Linked DNA regions of Mus musculus: region 2 is linked to region 1. Evidence: chromatin loops called from intact Hi-C (ENCODE). Cell type or tissue: gastrocnemius. All regions are shown on one strand.

Evidence for each region. Hi-C counts contacts between places; a loop is a spot of excess contacts. Peaks named below come from ENCODE experiments on the same cell type or tissue, not always from the same donor. Only the 100,000 strongest peaks of a DNase experiment are listed, where the experiment ranks them.
Region 2: a loop joins it to region 1, with 9 times the contacts of the local background. A loop is called at or near these places in 32 of 42 quality-filtered maps.

Annotation. Positions count from the first base shown.
Region 1 is chr11:30,671,344-30,679,343 of GRCm38, forward strand. No RefSeq gene overlaps it. Among named protein-coding and RNA genes, the nearest start is that of Acyp2, 26 kb to the left of the region's middle. In gastrocnemius, CTCF peaks have their summits at 3,083 and 4,919; DNase peaks (open chromatin) are centred at 1,576 and 4,936; H3K27ac peaks cover 2,508 bases.
Region 2 is chr11:30,795,414-30,803,413 of GRCm38, forward strand. Psme4 (proteasome (prosome, macropain) activator subunit 4) reads left to right here. Exons shown (of 47, transcript NM_134013.3): 4 at 7,401-7,445. Among named protein-coding and RNA genes, the nearest start is that of Psme4, 28 kb to the left of the region's middle. In gastrocnemius, CTCF peaks have their summits at 4,289 (motif pointing left) and 5,185; a DNase peak (open chromatin) is centred at 4,283; H3K27ac peaks cover 1,150 bases.

The DNA.
Region 1 (8,000 bases):
AGGGTTTCTCTCTGGACCTGGAGCTCTCGTTTTTCAGCTACAGTGGCAGCCAGCAGGACCCAGTGGTTCTCCTAGCCCTGCCCTCCATAGTGCTGGATATGAGATTATGTCTGTTTTGTTACATGGCTGCTGAGATTTAAACTCAGGTCCTCCTGGTTGTGTTAGCACTTTTACTAACAGCCATCTCTGCAGCTCCTCAAAGTTCATTGAAAGGGCTACATCTTTAACAGAAAAATGCTATCCCTTAAGGTACACTTAGGTAAGTGCTGGCCTCTTTCTTTGTTTGTTTTGTTTTGTTTTGTTTTGTTTTGTTTTGCTTTATTTTATTTTATTTATTTTTTTTGTTTTGTTTTATTAGACAGGGTTTCTCTGTATAGCCCTGGCTGTCCTGGAACTCACTCTGTAGACCAGGCTCGAACTCAGAAATCTGCCTGCCTCTGCCTCCCGAGTGCACCACCATGCCTGGCTAAGTGCTGGCCTCTTGCTTTACGGTTCAACTTGGAACTTTGATCTGTTTGCCTTAGTATCCTATGACTCTCTTTCAGGCTTTAAATGGCATCTGAGTTCCATCCTCTGCCACAGGCTTTTCTTCCTGCTGCTGGCCTTGGCTGGCTGGGGCAAGAGAGGAGGGGCGCCTTATTGTCTATTTGACAGAAAGAATACTTTAAGCTGCAAATTGATTTCTCATGGTATCTGCTACGAGATACCACTAAACACCTCTGACAATAAGAATTCAGAGCATCACTCCAAGTGTTGTCTTGAACCCTACACTTTGAAATAAATTGACCTTATTTCATCTTCATAAACATGTTTAAAGTACAGGAGGAACAGTTAAAGCTCATTTTAGAAATGGGGAAGCTGGACCACAGAAGTGAAATCAGAGTAACTGATTCATAAAACTCCTTCATGTCAGACTGAATAAAAGCATGGGTCTGTGTGAGATTTGAAATTATATTACTGGAACATAACACAGTTATGAAGCAGCTGATGGGAAAACCATGCCTAGTATGCCAACTGAAAAGAATTAATAAGATCAGTGTGTTATAAATCTTGTAAATCACCTAACTACTGCCTTCTTAGAAAAAAAAAAAAACTGGGCAGGTAACTCTTTAAGGAGTCCCTAAAATGGCTAGGGCAAATAATATAAATTAATGCAAGGATTTAGTGGCCATCTATCCATCTATTGCTCTGATCTAGGCATTGTTCCTTCTTGTCTTCTTTTTTTTTTTAGATGGCAAGTCTTCCTCTCATTCTGTAAACATGTCATAGACAGTTGTTGGCACTGTTGTTTATTCTTTTTAGTAGTGCAGTGCTTACTTTCTTACTTTCCTTTTTTTTTTTTTAAACAGACTCTGCTTTTCTGCTGGTCCTTGGGAGTTTGCTAGGGCTAATCTCTTTGTCACACTAGTTGAGAGTTACCAGGTCCACTCCTAACTAACCAGAGTATTTTGTCCCTGTGTACAATGATTGATTGGCTCAGGGATAAACACAGGCCAAGCACTGTCTTCTCCAGACCTTGCTGGGACCACTGGAGTCAATGCTCCCTTTAAGACTTTGAGCTGTGTCATTGGAGTCACAGCTGCCAGAACCCTTTGCCAAGAGAGCCAGAAAGCTTGCCTGGGATTAGAGCCACACCCCGAGAGAGCCACACAAAGGCAGAGCTATTTGGGTGACACTGTTTAACTATTTCAAAAAAGAACCCACAAACTTTCAGCCACACAATTCACCAGATTCACAGGCTCACTCATTTTGCTTAAAGTAGCCTAAATTAGGTTTCTATCAATGGCATTCAAATAACCTCAGATCTACATAGATGTGTCAAAGAATAGGATTTTCCTCTTCTGCAGACCTTTTTGGCAACAAGGATATGAGCCTGCCTGCAACCATACTTCTCTCCTCAGAAGAGAATACTTGGTGCTTTCAGGAAAGCCCACACATTCTCTGATATCAATGGAGATCTTGAATCAAACCAGCCCTAGGGCTAGCACTCAGACACAAAAGACAATAAACCCTATGTTCAAGCTGGTTTCTACTGTCTCAGTCATTCATCCTGTGTCATTTGCTTGTTATGTAAAGCTCAAGCTCATAATATGTTGTTGACATTTGTCCTGAAAAATTCTGAAGAGTCTACCGATAAAGTCCAAATTTCTCTCCCTTTTTTCCTCTGTAGGGCAGAGGCAGGGGCAGGGAGAGTCAGACTTCATCTTTGCCTAGTCTTGTGGCGAACAGAGCTCAAGAAATCCTTCCTCTTCTTCCCTCTAGCCTCATTTTCAGCCAATAAAGGATTATTAGTTTTTCAAAATACCAGATGTGCTTTTTCATCCATCACTGTTCCCCCAAATTCCCAAGGTCTCCAATGAATGGGCTGAGGCTTGGAATGGTCAATTCAATGTAATTTAAAATAAAGTTTGATACATGTACATGGAAAACTACAACCAGAGGCTGAGCAGTAAAATCATTAGCTGTGCAAACCTAGTGACCTGAGTTTAATGATCAAAAGCTATATAAAGAGCGAGATGTGGTGCTGTTCACCCATAATGCCAATAGTCCTATGGCAATATGGAAAATGAAGACTTATCCAGAAGCCTGAAGGCCAGCTAACCTGGAATATAGAGTGAAAAAGGAGAAATAAAAGAAACTTTGACTTAAAAATGTAGAAGGCAAGAACTGACTCTTGAAAGTTATCCTCAAACCTCTACATGCATGCCCTGGAAACACACACACACACACATTTTAAAAATAGTATCATCAAAGCTTATGATCATAGATACCATTCCTGGCATGGATAACAAAAATAAAATAAATTAAAATACAACATGATTCTGTGCAGTTGAAGAAGTATAACAAAGAAAAATTTGGGGCTGGAGAAATGGCTCAGTGGTTAAGAGAACATATTTGTCTTGCAGAGGACCCAAGTTCTGGTCCTAGTACACAAGTCAGGTGACTCACCACTGCCTGTCACCCCAGTCTAGAGGACCTAATACTCTTTTCTGACCTACAAGGTAATAGCATCATGTCCACATGCACAAACCCACACTCATGTAAATACATCATCTAAAATAAAAATCAATCCTTCAGGGGCTGAAGAGCGCTCCCAGTGGTTAAGAGCATTGGCTACAGTTGCAAAACTGTTGTGAATTGGGATTGATGACAGAGGCAAGAAGGAAGTCTCAAACTCAGAGGTTAGGTTATAACAGCTTATTTATTCATAAGTAGCAATAAACAAGTAAATGGTAAAATGGGGCTGTACTTGTTTACACACACATACATATATGCTTCACTAACCTCCGGTCTACCCTATATCGTAGCCTGGTTTGATGGCAGGCGCTGGAGAAGTCTTCTGTTGCTTTATGGGTTCTGCTGGAGCTGGAGCTGGAGCTGGGTCTGAGAGATGTGGGCTTGTCTCATTTGGCAGCGGGCGACCAGGTGGATTCGTCTCTAAGCAGGTTGACATTTCTGTTGGACTCCAGGAATGAGTAAGTTGCCGTCCCAGACTGGAAGTTATTTAACCAATTTTAGCCAATCATAACTAAGGCATTCACACATTACTTCATTGAGCTTCTACCTTATCATATTCACTCACACACGCTCTAGGCTTGGTTACATGAGGACCGCGTGGTAAGTGCAGCAGGGAACCAGAGCACCCCAGGCAGCTTTGAAGCACTGGGAAAAGTGGCTCCTGGGGCCACGCATTCCTTGCAGCTACTCTTCCAGCAGACCTGGGATTCATACCCAGCTCTCATTCTAGGACTGACACCCTTACACAGACATACATGCAGGCAAATGTCAAGGACCTGCCTTGGCTTGGAGAGGGGTCCTGAGAGAAGGGGTGTTTGAGAGCAGTGAAACAAACAACTCAAAGTCAGATTGTAGGTCCTAGCTGGCAGCCTATGTTTTGCTTGAGATAGTTTTCCAGACTGCTCTACGTTCTGCTCATAGAGTTCTCCAGGAAGTTCTCTTGTGCTATTCTAAAAATTCTCTAGATAGCTCATCTCTTGCAGATTGAAAGCCCAGTTTTTATTTACACATCAGTCCAGTCATTACCTCAGGTTCCCTTTTGATTATTCCAATCAGTATCCCAGGGCCCCAGCCTCTTAATTCTTAGGAGATAGCAAGCACATTTATTTTAACATTGCAAAAGAATTTAGAGATCTGCCTGCCTCTGTTAAGCACAGAGAAAAACTATCAGGGTGGGACCCTAGTACAGGTACATATTCTGCAATCAAGGGCTCAGTTAAGTGATTTTGCAGTACCAGAATGCATTTTTTAAGCTAAATTCAGCCAATTACAACTAGAGCGTGCCACAAATTACTTCATGGCTTTTTTTTTTTTCACTCATGCCCCCCCACACACACACACACACATACTATGGCTTGGTTATCTGGGGCTGTGGGTGTGGTCCGAGGCATTGCCCTACAGCAGGCTTGGGCGGCAGACATGAGTTCGTATCACTTTCACTCACTCTGGGGCCATTGGCTGTGCCTCGAGTGCAGCTATACAGCATGGGACCTTGTGAGGCCATGTGTTCTTTCAGTGATGACAAGGTACAAAACACAATAGAAGATATAGAATTGGAATCTAAATACTTAGAGTCATTTAAAATAAGAATGCACTGGAGATATACAAGGGCTTGGGTTTGGTGGCCAATATTGAAAAATTAAAGGAGATAAATTCAAGAGAGTGACATGTCCTAATCAAAAGATTCAAAACAGAAAAGAGAAAAGAATTTGCAGAGAGTGCTTGCTGCCCAAGCTTGACCGCCTGAGTTTGGTCTTCCAGAACCCATGTAATAGGAGTGAATCAAACTCTGCAATTTTCTCTCAGACCTAATCTCTATAGCATAATCTACTCTGGAGTTGACATTTCCCCAATGGGGAAATTCCTAAAGCATCCAGTCTTCAAGGCCCTTTTCTGAACAGCAGGAAGAGGGCAGTGCAAGACAAGATATGGATGAACACAGCAAGACCTCAGCAAAATGTGGCTGACTCACACAGACTATTCATTTCCCAGTGAGTAATCCTAGGTTGAAAACACTTAGACTTCTTTCTTCAGTGATAATGACTGTTAGTTGTACTTTCAATGAGCCACAAGACAAGAATCAGTTCTGCCTTATTTGTAAGTAAGAGATAGACTGCATACTAAGATTTATATGAAATCCTTAGGAAGATGGGCCTAACTAGGTAAACTTTTCTTGTATTTTGAGAACAGGGGACCCTTGTTCATCTGGTCTGCTTTTTGTCTAGAGGGTAGAATTTAAGTTCTATTTTAAAGGTATTTCTGTTCCCAACATCTAGGAAGCCATGAAGATATAATGTTCAGACTGGACATTTGCAGTGGCACAGGCTAGAGTCACCAGCAGGACTCTAGGATAATGAAGCCTGGTATTAGCTTCTTGATAAAAGGTCATCCTCTTGTCACATGTTTGTCCAGAGTTCTCCATACTTTATGTTTGAGCTTTTTCTACCCTCTTAGATTCTCTATTCTCTTAGATTTTTTCCTATCACTTTATTTATCAGTGATCACTCCAACAATGGCTGTTCTCAATAAACTAAGACTTGACTTACCTTGAATGTACTAACCCACTGGGGTTTGTCTCAGTCTGACAGTCTAGATCAAAAGTGGGAATTAGACTCTTTCTAAGTCACCAATAAGATGAAATTTAACATAGAAAGAGGTCTGTGATCTTGAAAGTTCTAGCAGAATGGGAAAACCAGACAACATGCAAGCTTCACAAGGCCTGCTATGGCTGTAGTTTATCACATCCTTAATGTACAGCCTTTAGCAGAGACACTATGAGCAAGCTGACAAATACTAACACTTATGTATGCTTCTAACAATAACAGATTCTGTGCTGGGAAGACATGGGTAATTGTTCTTATGACAATGGAACATGAAGTCTCTTGATCACTCAGGAATTTCCTTCATTCTATAGCTGTCTTAGTCCGTGTTCTGTTGCTGTGAAGAGACCATGATTGTAGCAACTCTGATAAAGGGAAGCATTTAATTGAAGGGTTCTTACAGTTTCAGAGGTTTAGTATATTATCTGCAGGACACAGACAGATATGGTGCTAGAGAATGAGCTAGGAGTTCTAGTAGCAGGAAGGAAAGAGAAACGGGGCCTGACTTGAGCATTTAAAATCCCAAAACCCAGTAGTTTGTCAGTGACAAACCTACTCCACCAAGGCCACATCTCCTAACCCCTGCTGAGTACTACCATTTTCCAATGACCAAGCATTCAAATAAATAAAGGAGCCCATGAGGGCCATTCTTATTCAAACCAGCACATTAGGCTCATCATCCTACCTATGAACTTGAGTTTTGCCTTTAAGACCCATAACTCAACTACTATAAGTTTGTTAGTATCAATTTGCAGTAGATTTAGGCTGCAAAGTAACAAATTTAAAAATATGAAAAGCTATGAAAATGCAGAAAAATCAAGCTTAAAACTTGATTAAACATGTGTATAGACTAAGTATTCTGACACTAAATAGAAATACTGAAAATTTATTTCTATTTTAAAATTCATATGTTTTACTAATGTGTTTAATCTTGATTGTCAACTTTAGACAATTTAGATTTAGAATTACTACAGAAATGACTATCATAGAACACATCATCTGTGGTGAATTGAATAATAATGGCCCTCATAGGATGAAATATTTGTATTCTTAGTCCTAATAGGTGAACTGTTGGGAAGGATTAGGAGATGTAGTCTTGTTGGAGAAGATATATCACTGGGGTGGACTTTGAGGTTTCAAGAGTCTGCATCATTCCCTCATTCCCCCAATCACTGTTCTTCTCCTCTCCTCTCCAATCCAACACGTATGATTGCTAATTACACAAGAAAAAAGTTTAATTTGTTTTCAAATGTCTGATTTTTAAGATAGAACCTATTTACTCTGAGCACTATAGAATGCTTAATATGAAATGTTAAAGCCAGCCCCCACACCATCTTGGGCGTGATCTCAGCAGAGGGTCTCAAGGTCCCCAGAGGACTTTCCACGCTGCAGGCACCCTAGCACACCCGGGACCTTGAGATCACTGCTAAGTGGAACACAACATCAGTTCCAAAACACCCAGAGGATCTTGTGCTAGCAGGAACACAGACAAAGGACACCTGCCCAACCAGTGGCTGGGGTTGGTTCTAGTTGGTGCCACCCCCGCGCCATCTTGGGTGCAATCTCAGCTGAGGGCCCCAAGATCCCCAGAGGACTCTCCATGCTGCAGGGCACTTGAGCACACCCAGGATCTTGGGAATCACTGAAACCAGTCTACACAGGAGAGCACATGGGCAGCAGAAGCAACAGAGCTTCTTGGGAATGGTTACTTCGGGTCTTCATCCTCAGCCAGGAGGCAGAACTGAGACCCAGACCCCTGGGCACCTTCCTTGCCAGAGGAGAGTTGGCCTACAGGAAGGGCTCTGACCCCAGGACTCAGGAGGTGGATCAGAGCTCCAGACTTCTGGACACCTGCCCTGTAAGAGGATAGCTTGCCTGCAGAGAGTGCTCTGACCACTGGGACTCAGGTGAGAGTTGGACTCCCAGGAGTGCTGACAGGCTAACAGAATCACAGGAGAAACAAGCTCCAGCCAGAGACAGCTAGAACATTAACACCAGAGATTACCAGATGGCAAAAGGCAAATGTAAGAATCTTACTAACAGAAACCAAGAACACTGGGCGTCATCAGAACCCAGTAGACCCACCACAGTGAGTCCTGGATACCCCAACACACCTAAAAAGCAAGACTCGGATTTAAAATCATATCTAATGATGGCAGTGGAAGATTTTAAGAAGGGCATTAATAACATCCTCTGGAAGAGCAGCAAACACTCTTATCTGCTGAGCCATTTCCCCAATCCAGGTAAATGTAATTTGAACAAAGAAAAAGAAGTCCAAACTTTCCTAAGCAAGACTAAATTCTGTAGTTAACTGCCTTCAGACCTCATCTGCAAGACTGGCCTATCTCTAGGTGTTCTGCCTGCCAGCCCAGATTTTGGACT
Region 2 (8,000 bases), 120 kb after region 1:
GAAATAATGTAAAGCCACAGGGAATGTGTACAGTAGACTTCTGGGAAGAGTATCAGTAAAAATGAGATCTGGAATTCGGTGCTCAAAGAATAATACATAGCTCGGTGTGGTAGGCAGATCTCTGTTAGATCAAGGCCAGTCTGGTTTACATGAGTTCTAGGAAGCCAAGGTTACCTAGAGACCCTGTCTCAACAATAGCAAAAAAGAAAAGAAAGGAAAAAGAAAAGAAAGAAAAGAAAGAAAAAACATCATCCTTGTCTAATGTGTTTTCGAGATAAGGTTTCAGATGCACTCCAGAACCAAGACTAGCCTTGAACTCTAGATCTTTTGCCCCCATTTCTCTAGTGCTGTTCTGTGTTGCTGTGTTTCAAGCCATGTTGTAGAAGAATGACAGCAACATGAAGCTTGTGTACCAGGGTGTGTGAGAATTGCTGGAGACTGAACCTAGGGCCTTGTGCCTGCTGGTCAGGTGCTTGTACCAACTAAACTTCATCCTCAGCCTGGCATGATTCTGTATCTCTACCAACTGCCAGTTTAATGATTTGGTTGTAATAATCTGAGTGAGATCGTTCATGCATCTAACTCTAGCATCAAGAGGCTGAAGCAAGAGGTTTGCCATGAGTTTGAGGTCAGCTTGGGTTATATAGTATGTAGAAAGCTATCCAGGGATACAAAGCAAAAACCTGTCTTTAAAAACAACAACACATTTTTAAGACTTTCAGATGTTCCACTAGATATTCAAGAGTAAAAAAGAAACCAGTTGCTTTAAACATATTTCTTAGTGCTGGGATTATAGAAGTGTGTCACCATACCTAGCTTCATACTTTGTTGTTGTTGTTGTTGTTATTTTGGGATAGTTCACAAATTATAAGATATTTTATGTACCTAGCTTTTGGCCACTAAGGTTGTTTAGGTTCTCCTCAATCATTATTCTTTGAAAGTGCCCTATGGTTACTAGAGAAATGGCTCAGCATTTTGCTCTTTGCAGAGAACCTAAATTTGGTTCCCCAGTTCCCAGCATCCTTTTGGACCACTCACAGTGACCTACTGTCACTCCATCTCCAGGGATATTGGATGTGTGTGCCCTCCATAGGCACCTGCCCATCCCTGCATGTGCCCATCCCTACACCCACACATGCACATAATTTAAAACTAATAAAAATAAATCTTTTTAAAACATCATTAAAAATACCCTGTGAGATTGGGGCTTGTTCTGGTGGAGCACATGCTTAGCATGTGTGAAACACTAGGTTCAAATAGTCTGCCCTGCCAACACTTACACACAGATATACCCAGCTATACCTACCTTCCAGCCCATCCTGTTTTCCCTGTGTGTCTCAAAGACTCACAGTATTTCACCTGTCTCTGCTTCCCCAGAATTGAAGGCATATGCCACCACCCCAATGGTCTTCTGCTTTGATTAATCATGCCTTTTTCCCTATTTTTTGATTCTGTAAGAACAGATCTTTCTAGGACATGAGCTTTTTCCCCGTGTTAGGTCTTTTCACTTAATACACCCTTCCGTGTTCCCAGTACTCTGAGATAAAGTATATGAAGTATTTTGTGGATATTTATAAGGTGTTTTGTTTTGTTTTACATATTCCTATCTGTACTAGGTTTTTTTTCTTCATATATGCTTCAGACTAAAATTGGTGCTCTCAGAAAGTCTAACTATATGGATCCACTAACCTACAGTGATTGATACATAGTATTGTGTACCTGTCTTTTCAGGGACTACATTGTTAAGTAAATTGATTGTTACTTTGTTTCTCTTCAAGAAATTCAGTTTTGAAAAGCTGGGTGTACATTACACAGCTTTTATCTCAGCACTGGGGAGACATCTGTGTCCTAAACAAAGGAATAATATTAAATTTATAAATTCAGTTTTGAAATACTTAAATATTTCTTGGCCTAACTCGCTTCTGCTTCCCTTGAATTGAAGACTACTGCTATTGGCTCTTGAGCAGAAATGGTAGAGAAGCCAGTGAGTCACACAGCAGTGCTTGCAGTAGTCCTGGGACCGCCCTGTTCTTCCCAGCACTTCATTGTTCTGCTGAATTTCTGCAAGGGGACTGTTTGGATAGTTACTGCTTTTCTGCTTAACATTGTTTTGGCATGGTGATGTTGCAAGCTTTTATAGTCAAGAATAAGGTTGTTGGGTCTTACCAACATTTTATTTCTTAACATCCTTTCACTTATAAGGAGCCATTTTATGACTTGCTCTCTTAGATTTGATATTTTAGTTCTTTGATATATTAGTTCTTTCTTAGATGCATTTTGACATATTTGAAACAGCTTTGTCATTTGACAGCCTGTTCTTGTACTATTTTTAGATGGTTTTTTAAAATCAGAAGTGCTTCATTTGTTAAGTGTTTGTCTTTCAGCTCTTCAATTCTGTGTGCCTGGTGTATTCTGTTCTTATGGAAACCACTGCTTAGAGTGCCATGTATTTCTTTTTTTTTTTTTCTTAAAGATTTATTTATTATATGTAAGTATACTGTAGCTGTCTTCAGACACTCCAGAAGAGGGAGTCAGATCTCGTTACAGATGGTTGTGAGCCACCATGTGGTTGCTGGGATTTGAACTCTGGACCTTCAGAAGAGCAGTCGGATGCTCTTACCCACTGAGCCATCTCACCAGCCCCAGAGTGCCATGTATTTCATTCTACCTTAAAACTTGGTTCTGTTTAGAGCAAAGATAATCAAAACATTTACCCTCTCTTCCTTCTCTTCCCTTCCATCTCAGACTTCAAGTACTGAGACTGTTGGTAATTGAAAGAAGTTTTTAGGTTTTTTGTTTGTTTTAAAACAAGGCCTCCATGTTGTCCTGTCTGTACTAGAACTCACTATGCAGACCAGGCTGGCTTTGAACTCAGAGAAATGTCTGCCTCTGCCTCCTGGGTACTGGGACAAAGGAATGCACCACCTCACCTGACCTAGTAGAGTTTTTAATTTAGTACAAAATACAAAATTGTATTTTTGACTCCTGTTTCCTATTCATGTCTTGTCACAACTTAATGTTCTTGTAAAAGGACATTTTAAGTATTTTTCCTTTTTAAGTGTTTTTCCTCTATATATTTTAAGGCTACCATGCATACTATTTTTCATAGTGTATATGCGTGTAGGAAAAAATTGTTTTCCTTTCTTTACTTTTTTTTTTTTACTTTTTTTTTTTTTTTTTTTTTGAGGGGGAAGGACTAGGGTCTTGTTGTGTAGCCTAGGCTGGCCTCCAGCTCCCAACAGTCCTGCCACCACACCTGGCTTGGTACTTAGTTTTTGATTACCTGTGTATCTCTATCCCATTACCATTTGTGGTTGTTAGCAATTGAGCCCAGGGATTTGACTTGCTAAGTAAGTGTTGTACCACTGATATCTACCCTAGCCTGGCTTCCTCTATTGATTCAACAAAGGGTCATTTGCTTTTGTTGTTTTTGTTTTTTGAGACAGGTCTTTTTGGGTGCAATTTTTTAAAAATCAAACTTCTGCCTTTCCAGGAGCTCTGCCTGCCACTCTCCAGGCTAGGCTCTGTGATCAGTCACCACTGGTCTCACTCAGCTCCAGCAAGGGCCAGCTGGCCGTTTTTTAAAACTAGCTCCCTCCATCTTCCTTGGCCCCTACTCATTGTGTAGGCGGAGACTGCAAACTCTAGGGGCCCCAAGACCTACATGTCTGTAGCTTCCCCCTTGCTCCAAAGCCTGGTCTGAATCCTTTTTCTCTGTGTCCCTTCTCTTCCTCCTAGGACCTGGAAATCCCACCTTTTTTTCCCTTCATTCAGCAAGTGACTTTTCCCTCCTTTATTGACACAATCAAGAACCAATTAGGGAATCAACCCCTTCCACTACAGGTCTTGCTATATATAGCTCAGTGGCCTCAAACTCACAGTTCCTCTGCTACTGCTTCCCTAGGGCTGGAATTGCATGTGTCAATACACTTGGTTTACAAAGGGCAATTTATGATCACATAAGTCTTTTATTCTTACCTTTACCTGTTTACAACATGGAAATAACATATTCTACTCTGGGGTTTCTTATTACTCATTAATGATCTGGACCCAAAATTTAATAGTTAATAAAATGAAGAAAGTCATTCCCCCAATGAACTGTCAGTAAGTCATTTTCACCAGTTATTTCATCAGTAAACACTGAATTGCATTGATTTCTAAAACAGCATTTGAGGAACATTATGAGGAGAAAGGGCTCAGCAATTAAAAGAATATGTTTCTTCAGAAGATCCAAGTTAGGCTTTTAGCACCTGTAACTCCAGCTCTAGGGCATCTGCTGCCCTCTTCAGGCCTCCTTGGGTATCCCGTCCCCTGCCTGGGACATACATAGAATAGTTCAGATTGTTCAAGTAATCATGCTAAATTTACATGAGAGGAAGGGTGATTACAGTAACATTTATTTTAGAAAAATGCTTTAATTTTAATGAAAAGTTAGTGCTACCATTGCCTCCATGGTGATGATGGTGTCTCTTCTGTGTAACTGATGAAGTAATCTTAATGGCTGTAAAAGTGACATTTAACAGAGTGGTGTGAGATTTGAAAGATGGGTAATGAAAAATGTTTGATTGGCTAAAGATGAGTTTGTTTAGATTTAGAAAGAAGGTAAAACTGACTTAATACATTGTTAGGGGAAAAAAGAATACTATTTAATTAGGAGTTTAAGGCAGGGAAAGAAGGAATGCACCATTATTGTTGTTTTCCAATTCATATGTTAAAAAAAGCAAATAGAGTTAGTCTGACAGAAATTTTAGTTCAGTTGAATCTATGAATATTTCTGGGATTATTTTTATTTTGAATGTGTCATGTGTTGGGGGGGGTTTACAAGTGAATCTTGGGCATGACTCAGTGTTTAAGAGCACTGCCTCTTTTTCCACAGGACATGGATTTGATTCCTAGTACCTACAATGGTGACTCACAACCATCTGTATGTAGCTCCAGCTTTTGACTTCCATAGTCACCAGGCATGTAGTGATGCACATATACATGCAGACAAAACATTCATACACATAAAATAAATAAATGATTCTTTAAAATTTTTTTAAAATAAAAGAAAAGCTAATCTTATCTTGATAGTTATAAAGAACTAGGAGAGTCAGGTTACAGCCTCCATGACTTTGAAATTCACTTTTTAGTAACTGGGAACAGAAATGGTTGACTCTCTTGTCCTGCCTTGGAACAATCAGAGAGCATTAGTGCCATCATGAGGAAATTGAAGTGTAGAGAAAAATTTACATGAGGCTCAAACTGGAACAAGAGCTTAAGAATTCACTTTTGTACAGAATAGTAAGGTGATGAAAAGAAATTTCTCATCTGGGTATTATATCCTGAATCATAAATTCATGATTGATAGGCAGGAAAATTGCTGTAGCAGTAAAAGGTGCACAAGTTTTTGTTTCTGTGAAGTTGCACGTACAATGCTTTTTGCAAAGCATGAATTAATAGTTGTTAATATTTGCTGTGATGCCTAATAAATAATTCCGAGCTACCCAACAGCTTTCAATATATTATCTCAGTTAATTTTAAAATAGCTTTATGAGAGGGTAGGTATTTGCCATGATAAAAAGTACTAAGCTGTAATACTATATTCTTAGGAACAATGACTTGATTTTCAAATTCAGATTTGTCTGACTCTTAGGTTCAACCTGAAGCATTGTGTACCCATGGCTGCCTTTTGTAAATGAACTACCATTTTTAAGAGAAAATGGGGTGTGAGAAACTCCATCTAAAGCTTAATCACTCTGTAGATCACTTTAAAACCATGAACAGTTTGAGTTACCAGTTTAGTATTATAAATTCCCAACAATTGGAACTTAAGTAGTGATTACTCACTCCCTCTAAAAATTATTAGCATCTAGCCTTAACCTTTTATTTTATTTTTAAACAGAAACATTGTTCCCTTCATCTTGAGAGATTACAAGAATCACAAAAGGTCACTATACAGATATCACAGGTTAGAGAGATTGTACCCTTTTCTGAATAAAGAGCATAAATTCCATGGTACAGGCCTTATGTGGAAGATCGGTTGGAATTGATTTTTATATGAATGAAATCACACTCTAAAACCCTTGAGTTGGTAACAAGTTACAGGAGTGTTATCATTAACTTCCTGTGCTTACATTTAGAATGAACGAAACACTTAGCTATGCAGTCTTTAATGACTTACTTTTTGGAACAGTTTCTAATGTTAGAAAGGTTTCTTTCTTTGTGTAGTGAAGTTACTTAGGAGAAAGAGCAGGATTTCTGCAACATCTAAATCTGAAGTCAGTTGCTACCAAATCAGTAAAATAGAAAGTTAATGTGAGCACAGACATTAGGAAGTCAAGGGCTCTTTTCTTTTCTTAGAAAGACAGTTCATGTTTCAGAATTTATCTTTAAAGTCTGAACTTAAATTAACCGGATGGCTTTCTACATGTTGATTCTATAATTTGATACTAATTGGCTCTTGAATTCAAACTGAAAGAAGATCCAAGCGCTGTGCTATTTGTTCCCGTGATAAAAAGTGTTTATTGGGTATTGTAAGCACACAGAAATAATTGAACTGTCCCTGCAGATTTGAATAGCTCTATTAGAAGCACATTAGGTATCTTGACTAATAAGTACAGCCATGGGATTCAGGAAGCTTCAAATGTAGAGAAAAGTTTATGCTCAATATACTATGTTTCTTAATTGTTTGGTATTTTTGTGTGTGAAAATCACCCCGAGTTACTTGCTGACCCTCACCCCAAGTGTGAAAGTGAAAGATGATGACTAAAGTAGTTAGTAATGAGGCTGCAGTTTCTTTCTAGGTTGATGTTAATATATTAGGTGCTTGTCTGAGTTTGTTCCTTGGAATTTTCTTATAGTTTAGTTCTTAAGCTTTCAGAGAAATTGTACAGACCTCTGGATTTGAAGAATTTTAAAAGGTTTAATGATAAAATTTCTGAAACCTTAACACCCCTGTCCTTCACTTGAATTTTGAACATTTTTGTGTTTCTATTTGTGTTTATCATACCATATTTCATTATATCACAGTTCATATTTTGATGCAAAAGCACTATAATAAAAATTATTCTTTAGAGTTTTCAGCCATTGGGCTTACTTTGTATGTGTTTAATATGGTATTGTTATCTACTTTGTAAAGATTGAAAGGGGTTTATCTTTTTTTCTGGTATAGTGTTTTATTTCGTTTTACTTATCATACACAGATACAAAGAACAAAATGAGGGTAGAGGAAAAAAAGCAGATGAGGAAGTCTAGGTAGATAATTCTTGTAATTCTGTATGTAGCAGAGAAGATTTAGGAATTAAATATAGACAGATAATATGAACCTGTGTGTTTATCTTTGAGGTACAGGTTATAGAATTAACTGTGTTCTTTAAATACACCAATGTAATTTATCAACTGGCTTTTTTCTCCTCTAGTTCTATAGAAAATGTTCTCAAAACACTGGTGAAAAGCTGCCGACCGTAAGTAGCACTCAATTTATAAAGCCTCTTGTTTTACCTGTAGCCTTCCCCCATCTTTAGTGTTCTTTGAAGATGAAATTAATTGTATAAGTAGTTCCTGATATTGTAGTGCTAGGCATTGAGCCCAACAGTGTTCCCAGTTCGTAACTGAATTTTTACTTCAATATTAATTAATTTTTAAAAAAGTTAATTCATTAGTAATGTTTGTATGTGTGAGTGACTGTGCATGTGTGTGTTGGGGAAGGCCTATCTGCACCAGGGTACATGTGTAGAAGGTAAAGGGTGAGGTTTTAGTTGGTATTACTTTGCTAAGAACTGACTCAAAAATACTGGGAAAGGGAATTAGATATATAAGGTTCTTGAAGGTAGAACATAATTCACTGGTGGTATTTCTGTTTTAATTTGCAATTTGCTACATTAGTACCTGACAAAAAATGTGTGGTAAACTTAATAGAAGTGTTATTAGCAATGCAATTTTATTTTTCATATAAATTAATAAAGTATGCTTTTAAGCTAACAAAAGTTTTTAAAAGTATGATAGGTTAATAATATGAT